2 separate regions of the Homo sapiens genome follow, and region 2 is linked to region 1. A link is a contact called in ENCODE Hi-C or POLR2A ChIA-PET data. All regions are on one chromosome and are shown on one strand. Each heading gives the region's core, a stretch centred on a gene start or an enhancer-like site at or near the end of the contact. The rest is flanking DNA. Distances are from core to core; before and after follow the strand shown.

The links. Hi-C counts contacts between places; a loop is a spot of excess contacts on that map. ChIA-PET counts read pairs that join two places held with the same protein, here RNA polymerase II (POLR2A). Pooled maps may share reads with other maps.
Region 2: a map of IMR-90 shows a loop between it and region 1 (5-fold over the local background). The contact joins two enhancer-like sites. A Hi-C loop is called at or near these places in 2 of 168 maps with a recorded cell type or tissue (Calu3 and IMR-90) and 2 of 50 pooled maps. POLR2A ChIA-PET finds 5 or more read pairs at or near these places in 1 of 52 experiments (AG04450).

The regions. Positions count from the first base shown.
Region 1 is chr6:155,327,372-155,330,832 of GRCh38, forward strand. No RefSeq gene overlaps it. Among named protein-coding and RNA genes, the nearest start is that of TFB1M, 15 kb to the left of the region's middle. Within about 2 kb of position 1,545, at least 2 of the 41 ENCODE cell types and tissues checked have a DNase peak (open chromatin) inside an H3K27ac peak, as active enhancers do.
Region 2 is chr6:155,780,515-155,783,975 of GRCh38, forward strand. No RefSeq gene overlaps it. Among named protein-coding and RNA genes, the nearest start is that of MIR1202, 160 kb to the right of the region's middle. Within about 2 kb of position 1,942, at least 9 of the 41 ENCODE cell types and tissues checked have a DNase peak (open chromatin) inside an H3K27ac peak, as active enhancers do.

The sequences.
Region 1 (3,461 bases), core at 295-2,794:
CTTGAGAAGCCATTTTTCTTCTCTGTGCCTCAGTGTCCTCATCTGTATGTTAGAGGGCTTGGATTGGCTGATCCTGAAGGTCACCTCCAGTTCTGAGGTAGTCCTTGAAAACATGAGGACTGAAGCCTGGCCTAAGGCATGGGTCTTATTGTGGTATTGTGGACTTGACCAAATGTTAACCTTTCTGACCTTCAGTTTTCTCCTCAGAAAAATGAAGGGGCTGGGCTATTCTTTAAGGACACCTCTGTTCTGCAGTCCAGATAAATAAAAGTGTGAGGGGAAAAATCTGGAAAAATGCATAGAGTGAAGCTCAGCATGGCCACTGGGTGGCGATCTTGTTCCATGTTAAGAAAAATTTTATGGCATTTACCAAGAGTTTCAAAGTTTGACTTAGCATAGTGAAGAAAGACTTTCAAAAGGATAAAAAAACAGGGCAGCAAAAACCAGAATTATGGGGGAAGTGACAATAAACAGCAATGCCAAATAAGAGACATAAAATCCCTGTAGCCAAGGCAGTAAAACATAGAGGGGTATATGAGAGTTGTGTTTTGGGTATTATTTAAAGGAATATAGGGAGAGGAGTACATTGTAAATTCACATAGTTTTTGAAAAACATGACATAAAAGTTAACTCTAACATTTAAAAATTAAACTTGTAGAATTACCAAATACCTTAAGACTGTGCTAGAGTACTGAAGTCTAAACTTGAACAATCCAAACCAAATCAGTAAACATTTGTTATTTCTTTTGTTTAAATCTCAAAGGAACACTTAAGGGAATTGTAACACTGTTCCAATCTTTTGATATTAAATCAAGTGAGCCAATGAACAAGTTGTGAGCTTTTTTGCATTTTATGGGAGGAGGTGGTCTGTCTCACTTACCTTGAGAATCTTGGGATGATTGTTCCTGGGGCTAGCCATTGCCCCTGCATTGGGTTGAGGGCCATTTCTCGGGGAAGAGCCGAGCATTGGGAGGAATGCAGAGGATAAAGGTTCTCTGATCATAGTGCCGCCCACCTCTATCTCTAGAAAAGGTTATATTCAAAGAAAAACACAATTTTCCCACCAAAGCACCACTCGGCATGAAGGGAAGAACCCAGAGACTCGAAGAGGACCAGGTTCACACTCCTGAAGATGGCAGATTATGTCTCATGCAATAAGCCGAGATCTGACAGCCAGAGGATGACTAGGCCACAGTCTGCCATTTCCTGTTGTTGACTTTTCTGTTCACCATCCCCTCTGGTTTTCTCCCAGTTAGTCCTTATCCTCCTTTTGCTAGGTGGATACAGGTTTCTTCTGAGGGCCAAAGCCTGGGCCCTATTGCTCTGGTTGCCATGGCTGTTTCTTTTCTCTCCTTTCCTTTGATACATTAGCTATTAGCTTACGTAATCCTCTCACCGGTGGATGTTCCCATTCAAAAGGCAAAAAAAAAGTTATATTGCTAAGTAACCTTTAACAATGAATACCATTCATTATGTATTTGCTTAATGATACAAAGGCATTGTTTGCTCTATTGCAGGTGATAACAGCAGATCAAAGACCCCGAGGCCGCCGGAATGTGCTTGAGAAGAGCCAGCAGAGACTGTGTGGAAATTATGCTTAGCATTTATGTTGCACTTTATACTCTTAAAGGATTCTGCAATTATTAATTAATTATCCCACACAATAGCTCTATGAGGAAGGTCAGTGTCAGTAGCTTTATTTTACAGATGAAGAATCAGATAGCAGTTAAGCGATTCCCCCCTTCCCACCTCAACATTTAAAGATCTCATGTCAAAGCAGACCTGGGGTGGGGGCAGCAGGTAAGTTACAAAGTGACTGAAGAGTAAACAGACTAGGGCTGCCTCTTGCCCAGGCTCCACTTCCTTTGATCTGTCTTTTGAAAGCCCTCTGAACATAAGCTAGGTTCTGGACTTGCATACTGCCTCCCTGGGCAGCCTAGTTGCTCTTGCTGTGCTTGTCTTTTCTACATATCCACTGTTGTGTGTGTAATTTTAATTTCCTTTTCATTCATTCATTCATTCATTCATTCATTCAATGAAACTTATTTGGGCATTTATTGTAGTTGATTTGGTTAGGAATATAGAAATGAAAAACATGATTCTTGCCTTTGAGGAACTTCAATTTCTTAATAGGGACACACACAGACACACACTGCTGGAGGACATGGGATGAAAAAGGTGTTAATTCTTCTTGGCAGCATCACGAAGGTCTACACTGAGGAGATGGTGTTTGAGCCAATCTCTTGATAATGCCATGCTTGTGATCCAAGCAGCAGGATCCTGATGGTCCCTAAAGGAGAGATGATAGAAGGTATCCTGAATGTCGGCGACTTCACATTTGCGAAGGCCAAAGCCTGTTAGGTCAGGCCTCCTGTTGGCTAGTGTGATAGACTCTTATCCTATAGTGTTTTAATTATTTGTGTGAATGTTTTCCCTTTTTACGAGACTAGAAACAATTTTAAAATGAGGACAAATTCTGACGGCCCACAGCATATTGTAGGGAATAACAGCAGGAATAGCTACCATGTATCGAGTAAATGAGCCTATTCTGTTTAGTGCTTTACATAGCTGATTAAGCCTGCCAAAAACCTTTGAGGCAGTATTGTTCCCCCACACTGTTTTTTTTTTTTTTTGGGAAAGTTTAAGTAATTTGCTCATAGCTACATAGTTCTGTGTGCTATTGAACAAGCTTATAGTCCCCACATGTAGCTTATAGTCCACGGCAGAAGACAGACATTAACCAATAATAACCATATATCAATGTATAATTACAACCTGTAATAAAGTCTCTGAAGGAAAAAACAAAACATGCAGTATAGGAGAAGCTAGCACAGAATGACCAGATCTGCCCTTGGGCCAGTAGACGTGAGGAGAGATATGAAGGAAAGGCCAAGGTCAGGGAGCGCGTACCTGGAGGTTCTGATGGTGAGGCTGAGTAATGAAAGATACGTGGGTGTTAGGTAGTCCAAAGAGAAAGCATGTGCAAAGGCCCTGGTGTAGGAGGGAGCTGGGAGTATCTGAGAATCAGCAGGCAGGTCTGCTGTATAGAGGAGATGACTGGAGAAGGAGAGGTGGCACATCTTGTAAGATTGTGTAGGCTAGGATAGAGCTTGATGTTTAGAAATGATAGGCATTGCATTCGCAGGTTTTAAGGGAATGCATTCTTTGATGAGATGAATAGTCAATCTGGGTGCAGTGGGGAGAGCAAATGGGAGAGGAGTCAGAGTGTGAGAAGGGAAAGTGGTTAAGAGGGTATTATAGTAATTCTGGGGTGAAATAATGGTGAGGCCAGGGTGGCAATGGTACACAGGGTGAGAAACATGTGTGTGAGATATTTGCAAAGTCAAGGACAGGTCTTGGCGATGGGTGCGAAGAAGTGGGGTGGGGAGGGAAAGGAAGGTGTCAAGGCTGATTCCCAGGTTCCTGGCTTGGACAGGTGAATGGTTGGAGATATATATAGG
Region 2 (3,461 bases), core at 692-3,191, 450 kb after region 1:
ATTGTATTATTCAAATAACTGGAATAAATACATAATTATATGATCTAAGTCTATAATACTAGCTGGATAGGTCACAGGATAGCATCTTTCTAGATATGACAAACAGGTGGGACTGCACTTCCTGGTAACTATCAACTGTTTCTTTGCTTGCCAAAGAAACACAGATTCTGGAATGTGCCAGGAGAGGGTCTCAATGCAAAGTATATTTTTCTGAGACAGGGTCTCACTCTGTCTTCCAGGCTGGAGTCCAGTGGTGTGATCATGGCTTACTGTAGCCTTGACCTCACGGGCTCAAATGATCCTCCTGCCTCCACCTCCCCAGTGGCTGGGACTACAGGCGCTCACCACCATGTCTGGCTAATTTTTTGAATGTTTTGTAGAGATGGGGTTTTTCTATGTTGCCCAGGCTGGTCTTGAACTCCTGGCCTCAAGCAATCTGCTCACCTCAGCCTCTCATAGTGCTGGGATTACAGACATGAGCCACCATACCCAGGGCAAAATATATTTTTCTTTATACTTGGTGGGCTATTCCTCGAAGGCAGAATTTCCCAAAGTACACTGTATGTGATATTAGCTTTTGGTCTGGTCAAGAGTGAAAGGGAACAATGATACCTATAAAATAGAGGACAAAGTATAACCTGTAATAAAAGAACGACAGCAGAGCAGATGGACTAAGGAAATACAAAAGGAGGTACTCAGGAGCCACTTAAGAAATTTTAACAATAACTTTTCTTCCTTTGAGAAATTTGACAATACACAAATTTAGCCTTGGCTTTATTATTCCTTGCAAGTTGTATTTTAGGACAGTGTTAGACACACCATAATTTCAAAAGCAGAGATCGTAGAAACACAATTCTTATCAAGATTAATAAGCTAACTTTTCCAACAATGTTGTCCCTATTTCCATTTTATAAACATAAAAAGTTTGACCTTGTATAGGCAGTCTGAAATTCTTTTAAAAAACTGAGTATAAATAAATTTCATAAATGTGATAGTGGTCTATTTTGTTTAAAAAACATTAAAGAAATATTACACATTACAACATTACCAATTAACACTTTAATTTACTCATCTGCAATTTCTGAGACATTATTTATTGAAAATTAATAGGCTGACAAAAAGCAGAACCAATACGCAGCAGGCACAACCAGTGACAAATCTGAATGAATACTGATCAATCCAATTAATACCTGGGAAACTAAAATTAAATTAGTAAAATGCCTACTTGAGCTGGTTTATATAAGTTGGATAAGGTTATTTGGAATTCATCAATATCTGTTTTTCTTACAAATCATGCGCTTATTTTTAGTGTCTGTCCTTAGGCCACTGAAGAAATGGAAGTGGCCATGTGAATCGTGAAGCATGCATTGAATGTATGCATGGGCAAGCGATTAGGAGAAACTGTCTTATTGTGGAAGGAAAGCACATGAAGTGCTTGTCAAACTTCATGAGACATTGCACCTAGAATGGTAGAAGATGCTGGTATTAGGATTTTATTGGAGTAATTTCAAGTCACATACTTGATTGGCTCTAATTCAATGAGTCTGATCTATCATTTAGTTTCCTTGGACTTGAGATAAATGACTTATGGTGTGTTCGAAGGTTTTGGTCATGGTTGTGCTTCCAAACATAAATAACACTGCATGGAAGCTTTTCTTGAAGTTTGATTTTATATCACTTCATTCCTGAGCATTAACTAGATCTCTCTTACCCTTATGCTTAAAGCCTCCTTCTTCTGGGTTATGGATGATAAGACACATCACGATGGGAGGCCTGCTAGCTTCTGATCAGTTACTAAGAAAATTGATGTGTTTTAGTAGAAGGAGCATGGAGTTTCTTTCTCTTTGACTTAACTCAGACTGGGCCCCTCTCAGTCCTCTTTCTGACAAGGCTCTAATCTTGGGCTCTGCCCTTGGTCCAGTTATTCCAGTTTTAGCAAGAAGCCTGCTGAGTCAGTTTAGCAAAAATCCCCTACCCTCAGTCTGACCACCCTTGATACTGAATCACCCAGGCCTGCCTTCAGCAAAAATCCTGTGAGGTCACTTTAATACAATTGCCCTTCCTCTTAGTAATTTTCCATCCTCTGATACCCTACCCTGCTCCTTGGCTATAAATCCCCACTTTTCCTTATTGTTTTTGGACCTGAGCCCAGTCTCTCTCTCCTTCTATAATACAAAGCCCCATTGTGGTAGTCCTTCTTGGATGAAGTCTTCCTTACCATCTTTAATAAGTGTCACCAATAATTTTTCCTTTAATAAAAGCAAGGCATATTTCCACGGTGAGGCTGCCAGCTTCTGATTAGTTACTGAGAAAATCAGTGTGTTTTAGTAGAAAGAACATAAAGTTTGTGGTTCTAAGAACTGAACATACAAACTTTTCAATTAGGCAAGTCACTTAACTAGAGCTTCAGGTTTCTTGTGCGTAAATTTGGGCTAATGGTAACATTCTTCCAGGTTTTGTAAGGATTAAAGTCATGCATATAAAATTTCTTTGTAAACTGGGAAGTAAGTCATACATTTTTGTTACTGTTAGTTAAAGCACTTTAACTTGCTTATCACTCATAGACATTTACAGATCACATACTTCAAGATAAAATACGTTGCTTAAAGTCAACTAATGCAATACCCAAATTAAATTTAAACGTAACCCTCAATATTTCAAATACTTGAACACATTATTGAATTATATGTTATAGAAGCAAGAAAAAGAATCAACCTATTGGTGAAATGTGAGATGCAGGGTTACAGTTCGTTTCTCTCTTTTTTTTTTTTTTTTGAGATGGAGTCTCCCTCTGTCGTCTGGGCTGAAGTATGGTGGTGCGATCTCGGCTCACTGCAACCTCTGCCTCCTAGGTTCAAGCAATTCTCCTGTCTTAGCCTCCTGAATAGCTGGGATTACAGGCACACGCCATGACACTCAGTTAATTTTTGTATTTTTAGTAGAGATGGGGTTTCACCATGTTGGTCAGGCTGGTCTTGAACTCCTGACCCCAGGTGATCCACCTGCCTTAGCCTCTCAAAGTGCTGGGATTACAGGAGGGAGCCACCACGCCAGGCCTAGAGTTTGTTTCTACATCTTAACAAAATAGTTGCTAAATCCAGGAAGGCCCAAGGAGAGGAGTCATCTCACTGTGAGCACCTTTTTTGGAAATGGCACAAAATGCTCAGAATTTATATAGTTTTATAAAAGCTTAATGATTTAAAACTTTGCCATAGTTGATAAACAGCCATATTTATAGACTTCTCCTCTGGCATTTAACCTATTTCCTTTTTCCTCCCCCCTGCAAAAGAAGATATTTAGTGGTTTTTAAGAGGTTCCCCTGGTTGAAATCTTCTGTACAATACTTGCTTAATGAGCTCATTAACAACTGTTACTGAGAATTAATGAATCAAATCACAGTGGTAATCACCATATTGCAAATCACTGTGTTGTATTAGGTTATGATGGAGCCATACATTTTA